Regions from separate parts of the Mus musculus genome. Here region 2 is linked to region 1. The links are chromatin loops, found by intact Hi-C in ENCODE. Cell type or tissue: heart. All regions are shown on one strand. Links, peaks and the distances in the headings refer to the core of each region. The heading gives the core; the rest is flanking DNA.

What was found. Peaks named below come from ENCODE experiments on the same cell type or tissue, not always from the same donor. Only the 100,000 strongest peaks of a DNase experiment are listed, where the experiment ranks them.
Region 2: it touches region 1 in a loop (7-fold over the local background); 13 of 42 quality-filtered maps call a loop at or near these places.

The regions. Positions count from the first base shown.
Region 1 is chr14:8,343,164-8,350,095 of GRCm38, reverse strand. Oit1 (oncoprotein induced transcript 1) reads left to right here. Exons shown (of 10, transcript NM_146050.2): 10 at 730-1,148. The coding sequence ends at 819. Among named protein-coding and RNA genes, the nearest start is that of 2610318M16Rik, 21 kb to the left of the region's middle. In heart, for the core only: a CTCF peak has its summit at 3,315 (motif pointing right); a DNase peak (open chromatin) is centred at 3,295.
Region 2 is chr14:8,238,616-8,245,547 of GRCm38, reverse strand. It overlaps Acox2 (acyl-Coenzyme A oxidase 2, branched chain), which reads left to right. Exons shown (of 15, transcript NM_053115.2): 12 at 1,720-1,825; 13 at 4,070-4,287. Among named protein-coding and RNA genes, the nearest start is that of Acox2, 17 kb to the left of the region's middle. In heart, for the core only: a CTCF peak has its summit at 2,951 (motif pointing left); no DNase peak of the experiment used is centred there; H3K27ac peaks cover 541 bases.

The DNA of each region.
Region 1 (6,932 bases), core at 786-5,785:
ATTTAGAAATCAGGCCTAGTTCAAGATGACCTAAGCTTGGAGAAGATAGGGAAGAATGTTCACAGCCTCTGGGTGAGAATGCAGGGCCTGGACTGGGCTCCAGCGCACAGGACAGTGGGCGGAGCTCAGGCTGCACTGGCCAAGCAGGTCCTCTTTCTTCCTCCTTGTAGGGAAGGGTCCATATCCATCAAGAGCAGATGACCATGAAGCAAGCCCCCAGTGATGTCCTATGTCCCCATACTGGAAACATGTTAGAGAAATCACATGGAGAATTTCCCACACAAAGTGACACTACCTCTCCATGCCTCAGTTTCCCCCACAGAATGGAACAGTATGCACTTCCCAGGACTGTTGTGCAGATTAAGTACATAAAGCAGCTTGGGACCGTGCTAAGCATGCAGCAAATGCGCACTGTTACGATCCCCCTTCTCCATGCTGTTTCGGTCATGATTTGGGATTCTATGGGAGGTTAGTGGGGGCTTTGGAGGAGAACGGCAGCTCCCATGCTTTCCCAGTCCTTGATGAGCCTGTGGGGTGTAGTAGGCTCTGACCCCATTGCTGAGACCCAGAGCAAGTTGTGGTCCTGCCCTGAGCTTCTGGCCCCATCTGTAAAATGGGGCTATGGCAGAGTAAGTGAGCCCTCTGAGACTCAAAGTGCAAATGCTTTCTCCATGAGTCCTAGACAGCCTTGACCACTCAGTGTCTGAAACATCTCTCTTCTCTCCCTAGTTCTTAAAGAACAACCCAGAAACAAACAAATATGACGGATGGCCGGAGTTGCTAGAGCTCGAGGGCTGTGTGCCACGGAAAGTAATGTAGGGTGGCCTAGGGAGCCAAAGAAATGCCCAACGGACTTGAGAGCAGAACCCAGGAGTGCTGGGTCTATGCTGGCAGGAGCTGACTGGGAGGAAGAAAGAAGCCATATGGTACGCTCTGATCATCCCCTGCACACAGTGACTCACTTCCCGTCTAAGGAAGCAACAGCCTCCCACTGCCCCATAGTGGCCATCTTGAGGATGGGCGGCCATGGGGCCTGTGGAACCGGCTGTTGGTAGAGAGAACAAGACCTTCCAAGACTGCCATGGTTGTCTCCAGAAGGACTGGCTGCCTACACTTACTTGAGCAGAATTAAATTCTATTTTTGCTGATTTTGAACGTTTCCCATCTCTCCCATTGCTGTGATTCTCCCTGGGAACATACTGGTCTAGTCTCAGTTAACAAGGGGCCTGGTCTGGACAGGTAGGAGACAGCTCATTTGGCAGCTGGGATGGAGCCTGAAGCCTAGTTTCCTGGAATTTTGGGCAGGCAGGAATGAACTTGGTTCCCAAGATGGACAGGAGCAGGGGAGCCTAGAAAACAGGGCACACAGACCGTCATCTTGATGTGCCCTTTTAAGGCAAGCCAGAGCTGGAGCAAAAGAGGAAGGGAAAATGTCTGCAGTACTAAACAGGTCTCTAAACATCTGCCTGGCTTTGGGGTCCCGAGAGGCAGAATCTAAAGGAAGCATGCAAGGACAGGCATTGTGTTTGGGGTAGGGGGCGGCCAATCAGGGGTGTTATTAACCCTACTGCTGGAGACTAGAGTGAGCTTCCACCGTGAACTTTGGGACTCTGTAGAGCACACCGCACAGAGATGGCATCCTTCAGACTTGGTGGGGGGGTGCTGGTGGTGTGCATCCCTGGACACTTCTTATCCACCCCATGCAGGGACAAGAGGCCACCTGTGTCTGCACAAGGGGTCAGTGGCCAAAAGATGTCAGTGCCAGCTGACAAGTAGGTGCAATGAAGGAGAATAATCAAAAGACATGCATGGTGATAAGACTATGGATTAGGATCCCTAAGAGGGTCCAGTTCTCAGGTTCTAGACCAGTGGTTCTCAACCTGTGGGACATGACCTCTTTAGGGGGTCATATATTAGATATTCTGCATATAAGATGTTTATATTTTGATTCATAACAGTAGCCAGATTATACTTAGGAAGTCTCAATGAAATAATTTTATGGTTGGGGTCACCACAACATGGAGAACTCTATTAAAGGGTCACAGCATGAGGAAGGTTGAGAAGCACTGCTCTACATCAGATCCTAGAGGTGCTCATAGAATTGTGTGCTGAAGACTTCGAGCTTTACTGGGGGAGAGCCCCAGTCTTGAGTGGTATCTAAGCCCTGCCAGGGAAGACTTTACATGGGACAAGGCCTGGTGAAGAGAAGACGTTGGGAACCCTGGACCAGGGGCCATGGTGGTGTGAGACACAAGTGCCAGTGTGAGAGCCTTGAGTGAGCTGAGCTGAGGAAGGAGATAGCTGCCCAGCCATTCCAGTAAGCGCCTCTGTTCCAGACTACCCTAGAAGGTCTTCAGACCTCAGAAAACCCCTGTGCCCACACCAGTATAGTGCATCAGAAACCCACCATGGGAGGAACATGGCAGCCAGTTTTCATGAACACATTCCTGAAAAGGCATATTTACAACGAGCAAAGATAGCCTATAAGATTTAAAAGGAGCCAATAAAGTCTCCAAAAAGCAAGTTCATGGTTAGCGTATAGGACTTGGCAGACAGCCCTTAGCAGTGGTCACTATTTTCAAGGGACCTGGGTGGCCATCTGGGTGTATGTGGAGACACTGTGCACATTACACAGGGTACCAGAGGAGGTTGAGACCATGTAACCAGCTTAGAACTGAGTAAGGAGACTCCCTGGGATGAAGGAGCTTGGCGAAGCAGCAGAGGAGGGGGGAACAGCACTACCGCATCCAGGTCCTCTCACCTATGATGGCTTCAAATGGTAGCACCCACAGGAGCCCTCTGTAGAGAGCCTAGAAGTCAGCTAGCAGCAGTGGAACGGAGAGGTGTGTGTTCGGATGGGCAGACCTGTCTGCGAGCAAAGCCTGGGAGGACTACAGGGTAAGTGGATGAGCTGAGTGCCAGTTTTCTGTGCATGGCAGAGAGCTTGGACCTGGGACAGTGGTGTCATGGATGTTTAAACTAGACATGGAATGGTTAGGTCTACCATTTTTATAAAACTCCATGTTATGTCGCGGCCAGGAGGCCGAGAAGCTGCACAAGATATGAGCTAAGTCAGGAGAGGCCATGTGTGTGGTCTAATTCAAAAGGTAAAATGGACGAGACTTGGGGTTGACTTGCTCATCGCTGTAGACAAGCCTCCAAGAGTCTCTGCGTGCTGATGCTGGGCCTCAGGATTTGAGGCTTGTATGGGCTTCCTGGCTCCCTGCCAGGGCTAGGCCTGTTGTGTACCCTGAGAGTGACCTTAGGCCAAATGTGACTTGAGCTCTCTTGAAGCTGCAATTCTGATTCTCGCCAGCAGATGGCAGCATAGGAATGAAAGGGAGGAGGACAAGGTGCCTGGCTCTTAACTCTTGGAAAGCGGTTTGAACTGGCTCTCGGGGTCTCACCAAAATGAGAAAGACTCAACACTTTATTGGCATCATGATAATAGCAGCACCTTGCCACTGGAGAACTGCAGACTCCTAGAAGCTCTGCCCAGAGCCAAACATCAGTACTACCTCACTTTATCCTCAAGGTATCATGGAATAGGGACCACAATATTCCCTTTCACACAAGAAGGTTCAGAAAGGTCAAGTGTTCTGTCCAGACCCACACAGGTGAAGTGTCTCCCAATAAGACCAGGAATCCCACTGTCTGTCACCACCTGAACACACCCTTCGGATACCTTCACTCTGAGGGAAGTGTTCTCTTCCCCTCCTCTCTTCACTGCCTCTCCTCTTCTCTGTGTGCCCCTGAATGCCTCTGATGACATTTGAAAATTACACAGAACCTTGGGGACCACACCCCAGCCCTATGCCATTGTAGCTTTGGGAAGAATAGAAACCAGTTGGTCACAGTGTCTCTTTCCGAAGCTTGCCCCCTCTGTGGTCCTGGTCATCTCCCACTGGTTACTGGAAAGGAGTAGCTATTTATTTCCATTTTGCAGATGAAAAGCAAGAGGCTAGGGGGTGTGGAGCCACCCGGTGAGAAAGTACCAAGAGGGACCCAGAATCCTGGCCCTCCATTTCCCTGAGGACAGTCCCATACCTCCAGCTCTCGTAGTGTGGTCTGGACATTGCACTGGGTCCTTCTGCCCAGAGCTGGGCTTCAAAGGCCAAAAGAAGGCTCAGTCACTAGGCCCCCATGCAGCCAGTAAACCTGACTTCAGCAGGAGACCAGAGAGATGAGGGAAATGTAATGAACGTGTGGCCCTCCTTCCCTTCTACTTTACCAAGAGCAAGGCCAGTGGATAATTAGGAGATGGAGGGCGACTTCAGGTTGACTGCTCCAGCAGATGGCCATCTGGGCCCTTTGCAACCTCTCTCCCAGCAGGAAGGAAGCTGAGCCCATGCCAGACTGTACTGGAGAAGAAAGGAGTGCGGAGCAAAGGCACACAATGTGGGCTGGAGAGAATACAGCACAAGAGCTATGGAATTCAAATTTGTCATGCAGTGATGTATGTGTGAGTATGTGTGCATGAGTGTGCATATGGGTGTGAGTGTATGTGAGTGTGTGCGTGTGTGATTGCATGGGTGTATATGTATATGTGAGTGTATGTATGTGAGAGTGTTATGAGTGTGTGTGTGCGCACGTGTGTGAGCATGTGTGTGTGTGTGTGTGTGTGTGTGTGTGTGTGATGTGCATATGCATCCCACAGATGTATGCATATTGAGGCCAGATGTTGATAAGACGATTTCCAATGTCACCGTTCACTTTGTTTTTGAGACAGCGTCTCTCTGTGTTAGGGTTAGAGGAACAGACGTGATGGAATGAATCTCTGATAGAATGATATGTACCAAAGGGGTCATTATAGTGGCTTGCAGGCTGTCATAGTGGCAATACTTGGTTGTCAACTTGATTACATCTAGAACTATCCAAAACCCCCAAATGGAGAGGCATACCTGTGAAGGAGTTTTGCTTAACCCGAAGTGAATAGATCCACTTCTAATCCAGATCTTGAGGTGGGAAGGCAGACCTTTAATCCTTTGATCTGGGTAAACTCATGTCTAATCTGGGCCAGGCCCACTGCTAGAAACCTGCACAAGGACAGATAGAAGGAACTTTTGCTCTTTGCCTGATTGCTCTCACCCTCACTAGCAAATCCATTCCTTCACTGGCAGCAGAGCCTACCTTAGGAAACTGTTGTCTCCTGAAGACCAACTAAGACATCCAGCCTCGTGGACTGAATGGATTAGCTGGACCACAGCCTGTAAGTCATTCTAACAAATCCCCTTTCTGATTATAGAGAGATATTTATTTGTTCCATAAGTTCTGTTATTCTAGAGAACCCTAATATAGCTGAGTTCTGGCTCACCCAACAATGGCTGTCTCCCAATGGAAAGACCAAAAATTTAGTAGCTGTTCAGTCCATGAGGCTGGATATCTCAGCTGGAACTTGTCATCGAGAGTGAAGGCAAGCAGGCAAAAAGCAAAAGGCTTCTTTGTTCCACGTCCTTTTTGGTAGGCTGCCATCTGAAATGGCGGGGAGGCACATTTAGGGTGGCTCTTCTGGCCTCAGATGATCCAGATTATGGGTGTCTTCCCACCTCAAATGATCCAATCAAGAAAAACCCCTCACAGGTGTGTCTAACCGCTTAGGTTTTAGTCACTTCCAGATGTAATCCAGTGGAAAACCAAGATTAGCTATCACACTGAGCCAGGAGCTTACTACTCCAGCTCCCGGGCTCTCCCTGCCTCTGCATCCCAGCACTGGTTTATAGGTAGATGTTACATGCCCAGTGTTTTACACGGGTGCAGAGGATCCAGCTTGGGTTTTCATTCTTGTATAGAAAGCACTTTCCCTACTGAACCTGCCCCAGCCCCTGTCGGGACCTCTTTCACAGAGTGAGGCAGAACCCACTCCATACTTAGACTGTTTCAGTAACTCCACCACCATTGGGCACCTGAGCTACTGCAATGGGACCAACACTGTCCTAAAGCTAGGGAGAAACTAATACACAAGACATGACAACTTCATTCCAGACTGGAGAGGTGCGCAAAGCCCACAGAAATATTTCAGTTGCTAAGTGCTATGAGGAAATATTGACCAGGGAGCCCAGGAGGTGACTTTGCATGGAAGCCCAAAGAAGGCTTCTCTCAGGAGGTGATGCCTGACAGTCGGGGGTCCAAAGGAAAGAATCAGGCAAGAACCAAAAGATAAGTGGGGGTGGGTGGGCATAGAGGCAGAGTGAGAACAGCAAACGCAAGTTCCTGTGGTATAGGACGGGCACTGTAGACCAGAGTCTTGAGGGGTTGCAGGAGGGATGAGAGTAGCAAACAAGGTTCTCGAAGCAAACATGGCGTGGTCAATCTTCCCGGTAAACTTGGAGGTGGAGGTGTTTTATATAGTTGGCCCTCTACCACCAAATGCCAAATCTTCATAAAACCTGTTCCATGTAGGCTCTGTCTCTAGGAAATGGGTGGCAGCAGGATTTCCCCTGGTCCAATCTTGGAAAGCCACTGAGTTAAGGTGTTAGACACCCGGGACTCTCCAGTGGGCACAGAATTCAGCATCGTTATTATCAGCACGATGGCAGCAATGCCCTGCTATGAAGAAGCTTTATCCAAATCGATACCTCCTTCTTCCTCAGCCTTACAGGATGGGGCCATTGTAGCCCCTCCAGCCCATCATAACGTTTATGATCTTATTTTTCTTTGGTTTAGAGAAAGAGCCGCATGTAGCCCAGGCTGGCCTTGAACTCACTATGTAACTCAGCATGACCTGATTTTTCTGCCTCTACTTCCTGAGTGCTCAGGTGGCAAGCACACAGCAGCATACCACTTTCAGTCAGTGCTGGCGACTGAACCCAGGTCTCTGTGCACCCCAAACTGAGCTTCAGTCACAGCCCAAAGGATAAGCTGATAAGTGGCATGGAAGTGGCATGATTCAGCCGACATTTTAGTAAAACGGAGGCTTCGGTTTACATGGGGTC
Region 2 (6,932 bases), core at 1,063-6,062, 100 kb after region 1:
CGGGGTCTAGTAGAGACCAGGGGACATGATCAAAACCAAGGACCCAGAGCTAGAGGAATGGTTAAATGATTAAGAGTAGTTATTGTTCTTGCAGAGGACTCTAGCTGGATTCCCAACACCTGCACAGGGTAGTTTACAACTGCCTACAACGTAACACCAGTTCCAGGGGACCTGGCACCCCGTTCTGGCTTCCATGGGTGCCTGCATGCACTTGTTACACATAAACTCACAGAAGCACAAATACATGAAAATACATAGATCTTTTTTAAGAAAATATTCTTTGTTGTCGTGGCTTACTGTGTAGACTGTGCTGCCCTCAAGGTCACAGAGATCTGCCTGTCTCTGCTTCCTCAGCACCGGGATTAAAGGCATGTATCACCATACCTGGCTTAAGCACATGAATTTTTTATTGTTTATTTTAATTTTATGTGTATGAGTATTTGTATGCATGCATACAAATGGACATGCAGGGCCATGGATGCCAGCGTTGGCACTGGATGCCCTGCAACTAGAGTTACAGAACGTTATGAGCTGCCCTGCAGATCCTAGGACTTGATCTTGGGTCCTCAGGAAGAGCAGCCAGTGTTCTTAATGCTGAGCCATCTCTCCAACCCAGAACATGAATTCTATTTTTTAAAAAACCCAAGAACTTGTACATTCTGCCATTTAACAAGTATCACCAATACCGACTATGTGTCAAACATGACTGAGTGTTCCAGAAGCTGGGGAAGGAGACGCACAAATGCAACCACCATCACTGCAGAGATTCAACTACTAGAAGGGAACTTTCTGAAACCTGCTTCAGAACAGAGTGCCACAACTGGAGCAAACATTTCCAACAGCTACTAAGAACGCTTCCGTTGTAGCCTGTGTCCCAGGGAGGGTAACAGCTGCTTTAGGATCACGGCAACTTGAGATATTTTCTTGTTCGTTGCACAATACTTTTAAATGCTTACCACTTGCCAGGCATTGTGATCAGAAGTGGGGATCCACCAGGAAACTAGCCTGATGACTACGCAAGGCACACAGAGCTAAGATTTCTGGGAGGCTTGGGGAAGGGAAAGACAGACTGAGGGGAATAAAAGGCCACTCTGTGCCTTCTGCCTTGGAACTCAATGTGCCGTCTGCTTATCAGTTCCCTGACAAAGAAGAGTAAATGTTACTTAATAAACAGTTTGCTTTACAACAAAATTCCAAGGGTCAGACGGACACGCAGGGGTGGAAAACAGAGTGAAGGTTAACAGAACGGCAAATGACTAGGTTAGCAGCTCACAGGGCCAGGGTGAGGGGGTGGTTTTCTAGTTTTGTAATTCAGTACCTGAGGTAGGACTTCTAACAGAATTGCCCTTTGAAATAAAAAAAAAAAAAAAAAATTCTCCCTGGCTGGCCATTGGAGCTAACCAACAGAATGGCCTGAAGTTACCTGAAACCCTAAGGGGGGGGGGGGGGGAATTCCCAGGAGGCTAAAGCAAGAGGGTGGGAAGTTCTAGGTCACTAGGCAATACACTGTCTCAAAAGAGAAAAAGGAAAGCCTTAGCCCTATTCCTTATTAGCTGTGTGACCCTGAACAAGTTAATTAACCTCTCTGGGACTCAGTTTTTCCCACTGTACATTGGGAATGCCTGCCCTTAAAGAGACATTTATGAAGCAGTTAGCTCTCAGACAGGTCAGTGAGAGACCCCAGCAGCCCATCAGTTCTCTCTTTTCTTTGGTCTCTAGGCTCATAAGAGATGCAACACAGCATACACAGACCCTCATGAGATCCGGGGTTGACCAGTACGATGCTTGGAACCAGACTTCTGTCATACACCTTCAGGCTGCTAAGGTGAGCTGCCTGCCAGCTGAAGCCTGTGGGATGTGTTCCCTCTTCCAGGCAGGACACTGTTCTAAGAAAACTCGAGTTCACGTTCTTCCCTCACCCCTGCCCCACAGGGACTGCCCTCCTCTCTTGTAGTCCAGAGAATTTTAATTAAAAGGACTTATTTCCAAAGCATTTTGCTGGCAGCTCTTAGGAAGAGGTAGTGAGGCGATTCTACTGGATTTGCTTCAGGTCATTCAAACAGCTCCTCCCAGACAGAAAAGCAGGTCAAGTCTCCCCTTAGCCCCACAGGCAATCCTGGGATGTCTGATTCAATTTCCATTATCCTTGGTGTTTGTGCATACCTCACTATCAGTCGGCAAATATTTGAGCATGCGCTCTGTGCTAGCACTGAATACAAAACAGCGAAGATACTGCCTGCAAACAGCTATAATCAAGGAAGTACTAGGATAGGGGAGGAAATGGCTGCTGGTTACACTCCCTACAGAGCCCAAAGGACTTGCCTGAAGAAAGGGGTGAATGGCTAAGACTTCATGCAGCAGTTGGCTGTCTGAGGGTGGTAGCAGCTTGGGAAAGGTTTCCCAGCAAACAGAGCAGGGGGTATCAAAGCAGGAAGAAAAGGCCGGGTGCCTCCAGGTGCCTGGAAGGCAGTACAGGTCTTCCTGAGGGCAAGCTGAAGCAGATTTGAGCTAAAGTGAGGCAGGTGGAGCAGGGAGGGCAGGAGGAGGTTGGGAGGCCAGAGACCTTCTGATGCTAGTAAGGCGGCCAGTTCTTTCCCTTGCAGGGGCAGGCTGCACAGTTTGGGAGGAGTGGTCAGAGCTTCTTTCTAGAAGAAGCATCCATCCTGAGGGTGGCTCTGCCATGAGCTTGGTGCAGGCGTGGGGAGAACCGGAAAGAGGCAGAAATAGGATACAGGACTCAAAGTCATGAAGTGGGAAAGCAGTAAGAATGCCTCCTGAGCTGGGACAGCTAGGATGTCAGCCACCAACTGAAGACTGAGGCATTCACTCCTATTTTCAAGACCCAGCCAGGCCTGGGAAACTGCACCACTCTCAGAACAGTAGTCCTGAAAAGCAGCTACAGAGGCAGTCAGGCCAGGCTGTCGGGCAGACTGAGCAGGGATGCCACCTGGTGACTCAACATTCAACTACACACACCAGGGCTGTCATGAGCTCTGCTGCAAGTCCTCAGTGTCTGTGCCACTTAGCTCCACTCTGCTGCCCACTGTGCGTGGACTGCCACCAACCAGAGGATTAGCCAGGACTGTGCACTCTCCTCGGACCCCAGGAAAGGATCCACACCTGCCCAATGTTCATTTGTCTGTCTTCTAAACCTCTGTTCTGACCTTAAACACACGGCCTCTGCTTGTCAGCGCTCCCTCAGTTAGCATAAGGAAAACTAACAGGATCCCTTCTAAAGTGGAAGACAGACAACACAGAGGAGTGAAATAGCTGAGCCAAAGCACAGTCCTTTCCTGTGCCACAAAGGCCCAGCTGTGTCCTCAGGGAGCATCCAGGGCAAGACCTGCTGCTAATGTCTCCTCTCACCCCTTGGTAGAACTCACAGATGGCAGGAACAAAGGAAGTACTCTGGAACAGCCCCACATTCAAACAAATTAACAATAACAGGGTCCTGAAGGCCTCCCACTGGGACAGCCACTCATCCTTTAGAAGTTGGGTTGAGTGCAGAGGGAACCCAGGTAAAGAGTCCAAAGATCCAAGGTTCTGTGGCAGTGGTTGCTTGGTCACTGAAGCACTCTATACTAAGTGGTTAAGAGCCAACAGAGCCAGGCCTCTCCATAGCCTAGTGAATACCTAGTTTCAGCTAGAATGCCTTTCACACATACCTCAAGCCACATCCCACAGTGCACACACATGAACACACTGCCTTAACATGGAAAACAGTAAGTAGCTGTTTTCTTGAGAAAAGTGAGGCTGCTGTTCTTCAAGTACCCCAGGCTAGCCTCCAATACTCATGTATTCTTTCTACTTTCTAATGCTTCTATAACTATCTTGAGCAAAGTGAGGAATCCACAGGCCAAGTTTCACACTTTACCCAGTCCCCAATGCACACACACACACACACACACACACACACACACACACACACACCAGTGACACCTGGAATGAACAAGACAAAATGTTACCACCAGTCCTTGAGGAGACACACATACTCCAGCCATCTTGCCAAGTTTCCAGAATGATCTGTGGATATGGGAATGAGTGTCAGCACATCTTTGTGTCTTCATAGGCTCACTGCTACTTCCTCACTGTGAGGAATTTCAAGGAAGCTGTGGAGAAACTAGACAACGAACCAGAGATTCAGCGTGTGCTTCAGAACCTCTGTGACCTCTATGCCTTAAACGGTATTCTGACTAACTCAGGGGACTTTCTGCATGATGGCTTCCTGTCTGGGGCCCAAGTGGACATGGCAAGAACAGCCTTCCTAGACCTGCTTCCCTTGATCCGGTGAGTGATTGGTACTTGAAACCATGTTAGACCCTGGTGCGCTGGCCAATTCTCACACCAAGACCTTGCAAACTTGGGGCCTAGACAAGCTGACACTTAGCACAATTATACCAAAATAAAGCATCAGGACTTAATGAAAGAAACTTTAGAGGAATTGGGAGAAAGTTAGAAATCAATGTGCTTAAGAGTAAACTAGGAGCCGGGCATGGTGGCGCACGCCTTTAATCCTAGTACTTGGGAGGCAGAGGCAGGAGGATTTCTGAGTTCGAGGCCAGCTTGGTCTACAGAGTGAGTTCCAGGACAGCCAGGACTATACAGAAAAACCCTGTCTCAAAAAACCAAAAAAAAAAAAAAAGACTAAACTAGGGCCAGGCAGTGGTAGTGCATGCCTTGAATTCCAGCACTCAAGAGGCAGAGGCAGGCAGCTCTCTGTGAGCTTGAGGCTAACCTGGTCTACAGAGTGAGTTCCAGGATGGCCAGGGTTACACAGAGAAAGCCTGGCTTAAAACTCCGTCCCCCCCAAAAAGGGATAAATTAGTCCCTCACTTGAACTCTTCAACATTCACAAGGAACAATGTCTATGGAGTGTGAATAAAATCAAGGCTGCTACATATGAGCATACTAATACTAATTTTAATCATAACCAGCATTTAGCGAGGTTTGTGTACTATCATATGCAGCATCTCATTTAATCTGTACAGCCTTTGAACTGGACTTAATGTCCCTGTTCTGCTGAGGAAGAAGTTTAGCTTATATGAATGAACTTATGTACCATGTGTAACTAGGCTGAGAAATTAGGGACACTCAGAGCTTTCTAACTGCTGACCACGTGCTCTTCTGTGTTCAGGTGGAGAGGGGTGTCTAGCTTATGTATATGCTATGCATATCCGTGTCTAGCTTATGTATAGGCTATGCATATCCATGTCTAGCTTATGTATAGGCTATGCATATCCGTGTCTAGCTTATGTATATGCTATGCATATCCATGTCTATCTTATGTATATGCTATGCATATCCGTGTCTAGCTTATGTAAAGGCTATGCATATCCGTGTCTAGCTTATGTATATGCTATGCATATCCATGTCCCTGTTGAATGTGCTTTAAGTAAATTTGTACCAAGTCTAATTAATTTATTTTGATACTCCCTTAGTGTCAAGATAATCTTTTAGACTAAGTAATGTATATACTGATTTTTAAAGCAGCAATAGATACCTTTAAATGTAGAGTTGATCCTGTAAAATTTAGAGCCAAGAATACAAGCAGTATTCATTCTGTTATCTTTTTTTATATAAAGAAAATATTGCTTTAAGAACACATCAAAACTAAGTCTGACAAGTCTGACCTGACCAAACTACTGGAAGAAACGGGTATTTCTATTAATTAAATTTAATCTAATAATTAAACACTATTAATTATTTACTAGTACCAGTATAATATTTAAAAAAACAACAACAACAAGTTAACTTGAGAATACAACATTTTTTGAAACCTTTCTAGGTAGAAAATATAATGCATATTGTGTGTGGAGAGAAATGTCCTTTCCCCTGAAACTCCCAATAGCTCTCATTATCAGTAAAAGATTTTAGATTTGTGTAGATTTTCATAAGAGGTTAAAAGAAAAAAATCAACCAGGCTGGAGAGGTGGCTCAGCAGTTAAGAGTTAGACTGCTAACAGTTTTGACTGTTCTTCCAAAGGTCCTGAGTTCAAATCCCAGCAACCATATGGTGGCTCACAGCCATCCGTAATGAGATCTGACGCCCTCTTCTGGGGTGTCTGAAGACAGCCACAGTGTACTTACTTACATATAATAAATAAACCTTTAAAAAAAATTAAAAAATCAACCAAGTATTTTTTGTTTGTTTCTAAAACGCAGTACTAACAAGCACTTGTGACTACACGTCAGCTCCTGGCTGATAGCTAGTGCTCAATAAATGTCTGCTCAATTAAACCATCAAATATGGCGCCAGAGAGATGACTTGCAGGTTCCACCCAAACACAACAACCTGAGCTTGATTCCACACAACGGAAGGCGAGCACCAGCTTCCATAGTCATCCTCCGACCTCCAACCGCGTACCATGGCATCCCCACCAAAATCAATAAGTAATAATACGAGCACAAATAGTCAAAAGCATACCTAATACAATTATAACCAGGGGCTAAACTTACCCTGAAGCAGGGGACTCAGTATAAGAACATTAAGGCTGCAATTAGTACTGCAAAGTTCAAGCTCAAGTCGACCTAACTTTCTAACTTTCTGAAGTGATTAGCATTTTAAAAACACGTGAAAAAAAAGTCACCTGGTGCTAGCTGGTGATGACCAGACACATAAGACCCTTAACACCTCATAAGCATGACACAAGGTGTGTGTGTGTGTGTGTGTGTGTGTGTGTGTGTGTGTGTGTGTGCGTATCTGCCTGTCTGCCTGTCTGTCTGTCTGTGTGTATCTGTATCTCTGTGTAGTCTGAGTATGTCTGTGTATGTCTGTGTCTCTATGTGGTGTGTGTATGTCTGTGTGTGTTTGTGTCTCTGTGTGGTGTGTTTCTGTGTCTATGTGTGTTTCTGTGTTTGTGTGTGGTGTGTAGTATGTGTATGTGTTTGTGTGTGTGTATCTGTCTGTCTGTGTCTGAGTCTCTGTGTGGTGT